Regions from separate parts of the Homo sapiens genome. Here region 1 is linked to region 2. A link is a contact called in ENCODE Hi-C or POLR2A ChIA-PET data. All regions are on one chromosome and are shown on one strand. The core of a region is the stretch at or near the end of the contact, and the rest is flanking DNA. Distances in the headings are between cores, read along the strand shown. Region 1 overlaps LOC105375026 (a long non-coding RNA gene). Region 2 has its middle 36 kb from the start of MLN.

The links. A loop is a pair of places that touch in the nucleus more often than their neighbours do. ChIA-PET counts read pairs that join two places held with the same protein, here RNA polymerase II (POLR2A). Pooled maps may share reads with other maps.
Region 1: a loop to region 2 is called in a pooled map, with 4 times the contacts of the local background. The contact joins two enhancer-like sites. A Hi-C loop is called at or near these places in 6 of 168 maps with a recorded cell type or tissue (CD4-positive, alpha-beta T cell, CD4-positive, alpha-beta memory T cell, CD8-positive, alpha-beta T cell and 2 more), 5 of 37 single-sample maps with no recorded cell type and 14 of 50 pooled maps. POLR2A ChIA-PET finds 5 or more read pairs at or near these places in 12 of 52 experiments (CD4-positive, alpha-beta T cell, CD4-positive, alpha-beta memory T cell, CD8-positive, alpha-beta T cell and 9 more).

What each region holds. Positions count from the first base shown.
Region 1 is chr6:33,912,544-33,918,232 of GRCh38, reverse strand. LOC105375026 (a long non-coding RNA gene) reads right to left here. Exons shown (of 3, transcript NR_187841.1): 2 at 4,022-4,145; 3 at 33-3,776. Among named protein-coding and RNA genes, the nearest start is that of MIR7159, 16 kb to the right of the region's middle. RefSeq lists enhancers at 3,233-3,382, 3,523-3,592. Within about 2 kb of position 3,357, at least 3 of the 41 ENCODE cell types and tissues checked have a DNase peak (open chromatin) inside an H3K27ac peak, as active enhancers do.
Region 2 is chr6:33,837,538-33,842,756 of GRCh38, reverse strand. No RefSeq gene overlaps it. Among named protein-coding and RNA genes, the nearest start is that of MLN, 36 kb to the right of the region's middle. RefSeq lists enhancers at 937-1,871, 1,911-3,110, 2,807-3,741. Within about 2 kb of position 2,541, at least 11 of the 41 ENCODE cell types and tissues checked have a DNase peak (open chromatin) inside an H3K27ac peak, as active enhancers do.

The sequences.
Region 1 (5,689 bases), core at 2,108-4,607, 75 kb before region 2:
GTCTGCAACCTTTAACCAACACAATGACTGGGTAAAGAAAATGGCATTCCTTTATTTGGTTGACAGCTTTTAAAAAATTGCTCAAATGCCCAGTCTGGTTTAAAGTTCAGTCCCATTTGGAATCAGGAAGAGTCTCCCCAGACCCCAGGTGTGGCTGGCTCCTGTCTGCAGAGAGGGGCTCATTGTCCTCCTGGGTGTGGGTCTTGGCTCCTCCTTCTGGCCAGAACAGCACTCTGGCTGGCGCTCTGAGCTGGTTGTAGTTCCACGCGGTCCAGTCTAGTGTCCACACTGAAGTGACCCCCACCATGCTGGGCACCTCTGTAGCCACACAGCCTTCTGGGTCCTCCTTACAGCATGTGGAATCAGGGCAGGTCAGGAAAACCAAGCCTTAGTGACCTCCTCAGCCTGCCTATGCAAGGTGGCCAAGGGGCAGGTGTGTGCCCAGGTGGCCATAGGGCCACTCGCCCTTCATTGACTTTACTTAGCTTGTGATGGTTCTCCTGCTCTGAAGCAGAAACATGAAGAAGGGTTTTTCTCTTTATTCTCCTTCCCAGAATCCTTTGGTGCAGGCAGGGTCAAGTTTTTCCCTTCTCTTTTCCTACCCAGACCTCACTTAAATAAAAATTCCTTACAGAGTCCAACTCACCAAGCCTGGCCATCAGCAGACTCCTAAAAATGATTCAGGAAGGTAGACCCTCTTCTTTCAGAACCAAAGCCTAGGTTGCTACCTCCTGGGATTGCAGCAAAAGCCTTGCTACAGAACCAGGAGCTGATGATTACCTGCACCACCTCTTTCATTTTTTCTAGAACAAACCAGAATGCTTCCATATCAACTTAGCCATAATGTCAGGCCACCTCTCTCTCCACTTGTGTTGCGGGAAGTCAGGAACCCCAAATGGAGGGACCGGCTGAAGCCATGGCAGAATAATTGTGGATTGTGAAGATTTCATGGACATTTATTAGTTCCCCAAATTAATACTTTTATAATTTCTTACGCCTGTCTTTACTGCAATCTCTGAACATAAATTGTGAAGATTTCATGGACACTTATCACTTCCCCAATCAATACCCTTGTGATTTCCTATGCCTGTCTTTAATCTCTTAATCCCATCATCTTTGTAAAATGAGGAGGATGTATGTCGCCTCAGGACCCTGTGATGATTGCGTTAACTGCACAAATTGTTTGTAGAGCATGTGTGTTTGAACAATATGAAATCTGGGCACCTTGAAAAAAGAACAGGATAACAGCAATGTTCAGGGAGCAAGAGAGATAACCTTAAACTCTGACTGCCGGTGAGCCAGGCAGAACAGAGCCATATTTTTCTTCTTTCAAAAACAAATGGGAGAAATATCGCTAAATTTTTTTTCTCAGCAAGGAACATCCCTGAGAAAGAGAATGTGTCCCTGAGGGTAGGCCTCCGAAATGGCCGCTTCGGGGGGCGGCCGTCTTTTATGGTCAAAGCTGTAGGGATGAAATAAGCCCCAGTCTCCCATAGCGCTCCCAGGCTTATTAGGACGAGGAAATTCCCGCCTAATAAATTTTGGTCAGACCGGTTGTCTGCTCTCAGACCCTGTCTCCTGATAAGATGTTATCAATGAAAATGCATGCCCGAAACTTCATTAGCAATTTTAATTTTGCCCCGGTCCTGTGGTCCTGTGATCTCGCCCTGCCTCCATTTGCCTTGTGATATCTTATTATCTTGTGAAGCATGTGATCTCTGTGACCCACACCCTATTCATACACTCCCCCTCCCCTTTTGAAAATCACGAATAAAAACTTGCTGGTTTTACGGCTCGGGGGGCATCACGGAACCTGCCGACATGTGATGTCTCCCCCAGACACCCAGCTTTAAAATTTCTCTCTTTTGAGCTCTGTCCCTTTATTTCTCAGACCGGCCGACACTTACGGAAAATAGAAAAGAACCTACATGAAATATTGGGGGTGAATTTTGCCCTATGTCTGGCTGAATTTCCCCCAATACAGTTGTATTCCTGGGTTTGTTCCCTTGCTCCCAGATGGCTTTTTCACATGGAAACTGGCTGGTCCGAGACCTTTGTGTGAATTCTCCTTTGTGGAATTCACCATGGTGGTGAATATTACCCTAAGTCCATGAAGACATCAAAGCCCTATCCCACCCTGAAACCACTGGTCCTTGCTCTCGTGTATGGATTCAGAGCCCTGCTACCAGCTCCTCTATACCTCCACACTCTTCAGCCAGGGACAGCATTTTAGTCCCCTTCCTGTTCCCAGCCCAGTCTCCTGGGAAGCAATTCTTGCCTTCTCTGTTACCCCATTCTGCTAATAGGGTGCCCAAGTCCCCACAGTTACTCCTCTGCCTTCCCCACTGTCAGGGTCCCAAGTGCCTGGGTTTCTGCATTGGTGACTATTTTGAGCTAATTCTTAGTTCCCATCCCCCTCAACTTCACCTGCTCTAACTTCCTAAGTCTATGTATCCCCAGAAACCTAAACAGCTTAAGGATGCTTTAACCCCTTAACAAAGATGTTTTGCATCTCAGAAAACCCAATCCCTGATGCTTACAAAAGTGGCATTTCTGAAAACTTTTGAAGTCAGACACCTTAGCTTGGATTCCATTACCCCACCCAGGGGAACCTGTGAACCAGACCATAAAGAGGCAGGATTGTCCCAAGCAGGGCCTTCCTTTGAAGGCCTTTTTTGTTGGCATTCCTGCTCAGAAAACTCCCTCCTGCATCACCCACTGAGGTTTGCATAAGGCCCTCCACCAGGTCTTCTCTGACCTGTGGGAGTTGGGTCCTGAGGCTACTGGGGAGTCTGAATGACCAATACATGGAGCCTGTCACTGCCTCCACCCATCCCCAGCTCTATACCCCAGCTTCCAACTGGGACAGCTGGTCTCACTTTCAATGGGGCCCAGCTGTGCTGCTTGAGTCTCTGATTTTGGCTCCCGTCCAGCCCCACTGACTTCTTGCAGCTTGGGACTCCACATACAATATTCAGGACCAACAAGATTTCAGGTAACCTTCAGGAGACTCCAGAAAATCCAAAGTGAAAACAGAGCCTGAAGACCCATGAAGAATTCAGCTAGAGGAAATGCCCTTCTCACCCGTCGATGTTTCTGGTTGGTCAGAGACAAATGTTTTGTGATCACTTTTGAGATTTCTTGAATCTTTTGAATATCCTTATGCTATCCCCTTCTCTGTTCTTAGCTGAGAAGCATTTAAATTGCACAGGGACTCTGCATTTGACTGGGAGATAGTGAAAACGCAGGGAGCCAGAGCTCCCATCAGCAGCCACTGTGGAGGGGCAGGGAGAGGAACCGCAGAAGGTTGAGTAGGCGGTTGCAGCTGTGAACAGAAGAGGAAGCTGTGATGCAGGGGCAGGCGAGCCCCAAAATTGGGGCTTAGCCCAGGAAGGTTCTTGAGTTCGCTCAGGAAATAATTTGAGGGTGAGCCGGTGGTAGAAGAAAACAGCTTCATTAGGCAGCAGTTTTTCAGCTCCGTGACTGTCCCTGCAGAGCCGGGCTACCCTGTAACCAGCATGTCAAGAGTAGCAGCTCAGGGACAGTTCCACAGTCATTTTGACACCCACTTTTGATCACATGCCAATTGAGGGGTAGATTATGCAGAAATGTCTGGAAAAGGGGTGAGAACTTCTGGGCATTGCCATAGCAATGGTAAACTGTCATGGCACTGGTGGGCATGTCTTATGGAGAGAGAGGTGCTTTTGGTGCCTCTTCTGTGTCAGCCAGTCTTCAATCTGGTCTGAAGTTGAGTCCTGCCTCCTACTTCAACAGGCCTGAGATCCCAAGGCACAAGCAAGAAAGGGACCATGGGGAATGGACCCAAGATCAGAAACAGGGACAGGACCTAACTGGCAAAAGTCCTGTCACTCAGGGGGACAGGGGACAAGGAGTGAGAAGTGACTGCGATGGGGAGCTGGGGTGACATGGGGGCAGATTTGGAGAATGGCTGGTCCATGCAGAGGAAATGTCCAATGGGGCACCTTGTTCCGTTGGAGACGGTAATGTGGGAGATGCTCACCAATTCCGAGCCTGATGGACAAGAGTGAAGCATCCAAAGTCACGGCTCATTCTCCATTTCCTGGATCTAGACACCGAGTCGCAGAGGCTCCTTGAGGCTCAGACTTGAATGTTCTTTGGGGATGCTATGGGATGAGGATGGAAATTCCATTAGTGGTGTGGGGCCCAGCTAAGGCTGGGCAGGCAAAGAAGACGCAGAGGTAGGTGAAGGGCAATCTGCCCTCCTCCACCCTTTCTCTCCTTTGTGGAATTTTGCTCAGCATTGCCCAGCAGACACATTTTCAAGGGAAGGACTTCAGCCCCAAATTTTCCCACTCAGACCAGTGTCAGCTTGAGGCTCCTCTTTCCCAAGCCCAGAAATTTTCTCTCTTAAAAAGAAAAGATTCAAGCTCCCTAGCAAGCATAGAAAAAGGATAGGCACCCCTTAGAAGAAAGACACCAGTGTCATCAGCTAATTCCATGGTGAAGTTCTTAAGATCTTCCCCCGAGGATCCCTGCCCCACTCCTGCCTCCATTTACCAATACTTCCTGAACTCTGAGGTGGGGGAACCCTGTGGGCTGGCGGGTAGAGGGGGATCTCAAGGTAGCCTCTTTTCCTTTAACTCCTTATTGTATTGGGGGCCCTGATGTGGCAGTGATGGTACAGTTAGCTAGGAAAGAAAATGGGGCTGGGACTCTCGTGCTAAAGCTGGAAAGAGGTCAGGGTGAGCCACCATCCAAAATCCCCAAAATGCTCGGGGGCCGGGGCAGACAGGTGTGACAGCCCTGCCTGTGCCTGGGCACCTAACTAAAGGCCTGTCTGGAAACCCTGCTCTCTCCCTGCTGCCCATTGCTAGACAGGCCACTGTCTAGTAAACCCCATAGGTTCACTGTGCACAGCACCACACTTCCCACTCCATCAGAGGCCGGGGACCACGCCTCTCTCTCCCCCACCCTCAGAGTCCCCTCTGCACTGTCTGGCCCTCGAGGGCACCAGGCCTGTGCCTGGGTAGGGGAGCAGGACTACACATTTTTGGTTCTTCTTCTCCCTGCCTCTGGGGGTTCAGGCTCAAATGAAACTTGTGTTGCATCCCATTTCACAGATTGCTTAGCATACCATCTGTCAGGGGGCAAGCAGTGGCCGGCCCAGGCCCAGAATGGATTTTCTACCAGGGCCCAACAGGCCCTCTCCCCAGTGAGCAGCTCCCCCACAGGACAGCTCTATTCTGTCCTGGATGAGAGACAAGGAGGTTTGCTAGGACCCCACCCCAATCCCACCCCACTTGAGACTTGGTGCCTTCCCAAGTGCTGTCATCCACCCACTCATCCATTCAACAAATACTCACTGGCCACTGTCTATGTGGGCCCTGTTCTAGAAGCTGGGGCACAACATGGTCGAGAATGACCACAACCCTGCATGGAGCTTCCCTTCTAAGGAAGCAAGAGAGATACCCAACAAAGAGAAGAGGTGGATGAGATAAATTCAGACAATGATAAGTGCTGTGAAGAAAATACGGGGACCAGTGTGACAGGGCAGCCTTGGGCATGGGCCCAGGAGCCACAGGAACTCAGAGAAGACCTTTTCAAGGGGGATGTCTAAGCTGAGCTGGAGGCATGAGGATGAGCCAGTAGTGCATAGGAGAAAAAGTGTTTCAGGAGCAGCCAGACAGTTTTTGTTCTGGGAATGGAT
Region 2 (5,219 bases), core at 1,292-3,791:
GCCTTATGAGCTCTGGGCCCAGCCCCTGTGTTTGAGGGGGCCTGACTCCCTCACTGGCATGACCTCTGAGGGCCTGGCTGGGTGGAGATGATGGGAGAGCCACCTCCCCAGTTCACTCGCAGCAACAGCAGCACTGGGCCTTTGGTGAGATGAACCCCGGAACACCAAGACCAACCCAGGGAAAGGGATGTCTGAGGCAGGGAAATCCTTCATGAAGGGAGGCAGCTACTGTAGATCAAAGCCTGTTTTCTGTGCCTCTACATCATCATTAGCAGAGGGCAGAGATGGGGGAAGAAGGGGGCAGGCACAGGACTGCAGGAGAGCTCTTTGCATCCCCTAGAGTAAAGCTGGTGCCCCTGAGGCATTTGGTGGAGGTGAGGGGGGCAGTGCCAATGCCCTCTGGGTCCAGGGACTTGTGGAGGCCAGAAGAGGGTCTCCAGGACCAGGTCACATGCCAGGGAAGGCTTCCTGGTGGAGAAAGCCTCTGAGCTGAGTCCTGAGGAGGCACTGGTGGTACCTAGGCCACACTTGGGTAGGCCGACCCTGTGTATTCAGAGTGTCTTCACCTATGGGGGACTTAACAGAAAGGCAAGACACCGGAAGGGTCTTGAATCCAGAGACCCACCATGAAGTACCCATTAATAATAGATGGATGCAGCAATCAGGGAAGGCTTCCTGGAGGAGGTGAGCCTAAACAAAGCTTGAAAGGAAGGGAGTTAAGAGAGACCATAGACCCTGGTAGACCCCTCACTTCCATGCCCTCATTGCTCCCAGGATCTTTTTCTCCTCAGCCACTGTCTTGGTTTGAAGTTGTACAATTCTCTAATTGTTTCGTTAATGTCACTGGACTACGGGCTCCAAGGTTTTGCTCACCATTGTGACATAGTGAATGTTCAATCAATGTTTTTGGAAGGAATAAGTGAAAGGATGAGTGAATGACTGTTTGACTAGTCCTAACTTCTATGGTCTGGAAGTGGCGTGGGTCTGTCCCATGGAGGGGTGGGAGGCAGTGGGAGGCCCTGGAGATTCTGCAACATAGCTGGAGCTGCACTGGGCTGGACAGAAGATGGTCTGGGGCAGTGGGACAATAAGTGCAGGGATCCTTGTTCTTGTTTCCAGGGGGAAGTGGGGGCTGGGAAGAGGGCACAAGGCTAGGACCCAATGAAGCATGCCATCTGGAACCGTGGGGTGGCTAGAGCTTGCAGGAGATGGGCTTGGAAGGAAAGGGGGCCCAGGATGGATCCAGACCTCACATAGTGTGCACTCCAACCCCACAGCCCCTCTCCCCAGCCCGGGGTCCTCCAGGAGCTGCTGGACCTCTTTCTCCTGTCTTCCCCACTGCCTCCTTGGTCTGATTGTGCAGAGTGATTTGTGGGCCTGAGAAGCTGAATTGTGGGTAAAGCGCTGTCCAAATGTGGAGCAAATTGGAACTGCAGCTCCAGCTGGCGGGCCATCCATCACAGGAAAGGCTCATCAGAACCTCACTGCCCTGCCCAGCCTGGGCCCCTCACTGTGCCTGCCCCAGGGGTGAAGGGGTCTCCTCCTCTCTCCACCTAGGGTCTGAGGGGGCCATGGGTAGCATGGGAGTGGGGGCCTGGGACTGGGGACCTAACTGGAAGAGAGACAGGGAGGAGGAGGACTGACCATTCCTTGCATTTGTAGGGTCTCCTTTAGGCTTTTCCATAGCATTTTTATGCTGATGAATTTCACAGAAGCCTCCCAAGAGGTGTATTATTTATAAGTTGGGAAACTGAGGCACAGTACAATCAGGTGACAGGCCCAAACTTGCACTGCATTAACAGAGACTGGAGCATGAAATTTACAGCTGGAATACCTGGAATTCTTAACAAAGCAGTAGTTTCTTGCAACACGGAAGAATTCAAAAGCAAATAAATATTCCATCTGGCGCAACTCCTAGTTCCTGGAGCTGACACCTTAGTGGCTCCATTACAGACTGATGAGGTGAAGGAGTCACCAAAACACCTATAACCTGCAGGCCCTGCCTTGAGGTACTGTCTCTCCGTGCCAGGAGCTGTTCCCGTTCTAGGAGAACCCTCTCCCTGCCTTTGCCCTGCCCAGCCTCAGACACCCCATTCCTCAGTCCATGTGACGCAGCTCCTGGCCACAGCTGATTAGGCCAGAGGCGGTCACGTGAGCCAGACTATCTCCTCATAGCCTGGCCCTGACCTCTGACTTGGGACCTGCCTGAAAAAGATGAGCTATGCCAATTAGATGCAAGGAATTTGGAATTGGGACCTTGAGCAACCCAATGAGGTAGCAGAGTGAGCCAAGCTGAAAGGTCCCAGGTAACCTCAGGACTCATCTTTCTGAGAGGCCAAACTATCCAGACCCTGCTTACTTTCCCCTGCCTCTCCCTTAACTCTGGATCCAGAAACCTCTGTGTGTGCGTGGAAGAGGGGAGGAAGATGCCACACTTGCTCTCTGTCATCCCACATGCCCCCAAGCTACCAAACTGTTTATCCACATGAGTCATTTCCGTTTCCCCTTGAGGCCTGGGTTTGGAAACTCAGAACCCAAGCACAGACTGCTGTCTCTCTCTTTATGCTGAGTCATCTCTTCCTTGAGACTACAGCTGAGCTGTCCTGCTGACTACTGAACGGAAGCGGCCAAGGTTGGGGATGGAGAGGAGCCGTGGAATATGAATTAACATTCCTATATGTTATCATGTCACACAAGGTTACCTGTGGCCCAGGACCCCAAATGCGGAAGCATCAGGAAGGGAGAAAGCTCCCCTCTGCATGGGAGGGGTGTGTGTGTGTAGGGGGGCCCTCTCTGCAGACCTCTGTGCTCCCGATTTCATTTTTGTGGAGCCCTTCCTGGTTGCCCTGGCCTGGGCCTCTCATGACCTGTTAGATTAGTGCTAAAAGTCCGACTGTTTGTACAAAGTGCGTTTGTATCTGTTTCAATCAGGGTTTAAGTGCAGGAAACAGAAGGCATGTGGGGATTTGAAGCAGAGAGGCAATTAACATGGGGAATTAGGTGCTTAAAAAGTCATTGGAGGTGCTGTAGCAGTTGGCATTAGGCTTGCACCCAGGAATGAGTATGGAACAGCTGAACTGGCCCCATCAGGAAGGGGAGGAATCAGAGCCACCACCGAACACACCACTCTAGCTGCCATCCATCGTCTGAAGCTGCTGTCACCACCATATGACGTCTGGGCCCCATAAAGCTGGTGCCTGGACATTGGAATGCCATGAAGGAAAATTCGTGTGTCCATGAGCCTACCTGCCACCGGCGAATAGCTAACGGATGAGGAAGCTGGCTCTGCCTCACTTCTGCCCTGCAGGCCTCATGTGGGTGTCTGCATTCAGCAGAACCTAGCTCATTAACAAAAACCCTAGGTGCACGGGAGCCACACTGTTGTTAGCTTTGTAGCCTCTGCAGCAGCAGAAGGCAAGGAATGGATGCTGAGTCCAAGCACATATCTCAGAGCCCAATTCCAGATTCCCAAGAGACCCCACAGGCCGACGTGGCCCATCTTTTGCAGCCAGTGTGGGCTGACTGCTCTCAGTTAAGGCCTCGCCTGGGGGGAAGCTGTGTAAACACAGGAGGGGCAGTGGAAGGGGAGCGAGGACTGAAGAGCGAGGTGCATGACTCTGCGTGTGTGCGCACGTATGCACGTGCATGTGCCTGTCTGGGGAAGAGGAGTGGGGGTGGATCTTAGGGGCTGTGAGATGAAGCCCAGCTCTCCCTACATTCTCACAGGGCCTCTTATAACAGGAGCAGCCAGCAGCCACGGAGGCTTCCATCCAGTGGGGAAGTCAGTGGTGGGGTGGACCTCACCCACTCCCAGTCTCTACCTACCCTGGGTCAGCACAGCCATCTCTGATCAGCTCTCAGGGGAGGCTGAAGTCTTTGTCTCTCCTTGAGCTAATTTCTGGGGATCCCAGCATCTTGTATTAATAAAACCGGAGTACCTAGAATGTCCCTCTCTTCAAAATACAGTTGTGACACAAACACTGTGGCTGCAGGTTCCCTGGGGGAACTTTCGCTGGGGTGAGGTGCACTGAGGCTCAGTTCCCCCTGACAGGGGGCCCTGCCTGCAGGCTGCTAGCCCAGGGCAGGACTGAGGGGTTGAGAGATGCCAACCCCAGGAGCTGCTCGGCCTTGTGGCTGCAGCTCCCTCAGCAGAAACCCTTGCCTGTGGAACTGCTCTCTCCCTTTTGCTTGTTAAAGAGTTCATCTGCTGCTACTCCCCGCTCCTGGAAGATGAAGGAACTACCACTCCGGCAGGCGTGGGGAGGCGGGGAGGTGGGAGGGAGCACACACTCCAGGCCAAACACCCGCCTGCCCTGGCATGCAATCCGCAGGGAGACCCGGGAAAGGGAGGCTGCATTCCACAATGTGTCAGGAAGACAAGACAGGCTCTCTCTGCTCCTCTGCCTTGGAGAAGATCTTAGCCCAGTCTGACTTCAGGGTCGACTTGGCCAGAGCCTCACAGAGCCTCACAGAGCCTCAAAAGCTAATGAAGGACTCATCTCCATCGCCTCAACTCAGGATGTCTCCAAGGGAATGACCCCTCCTCCCTCTGCCCGCAAACTACTGCCTCCTGCCGCCTTCCCTGTCTGTGTCACAGCCCCCTCCCCAGTCTATGAGATCTGCTGCTCCATCCCCTGAGACTCCTCTCAGATGTGGCCCTTGCTTGTCATTCCTACCTTTCAACCCACTCCTCTACCTTCATCACCACACCAGCCACCTCCCCCAGGCCTCCCTGCAGCTCCCCTCTCTCCTGTCCCTGGAGGGTTCCCCTGCTGAACACCCCTGGACACCTCCCATTCCCCCGTGACCTGCTAAATGGAGCCCCAGTGCCTCAGCCTTGTCTCGGAGGCTTTCTGAGGCTCACCCCTGGCAAACCGTTCCAGGCTATCTCCCACACACACCCACATTCTTGCCAAACTATATTATGCATCAATTCTCGAATAGTGGGCACATGATGGAAGCTGGCTAATTAGAGCCCTCTCCTGAGACTTTTGCCTGAACTGGTCCTCTGGGATTTGAGCTGTAAAGGACGGTGTGGTAGACTGAAGAAAATGCCTCTCTCCCAATGATATATGCACTTCCTAATACTTGGAACCTGCAAATATTACCTTACATGCCAAAAAAGCAAATGTTGCCTTATATGGCAAAAGATATAATTAAGTTAAGAATCTTGGAAGGAGAAGCTTATTCTGGATAATTTGGGTAGGTCTCGAATGCCA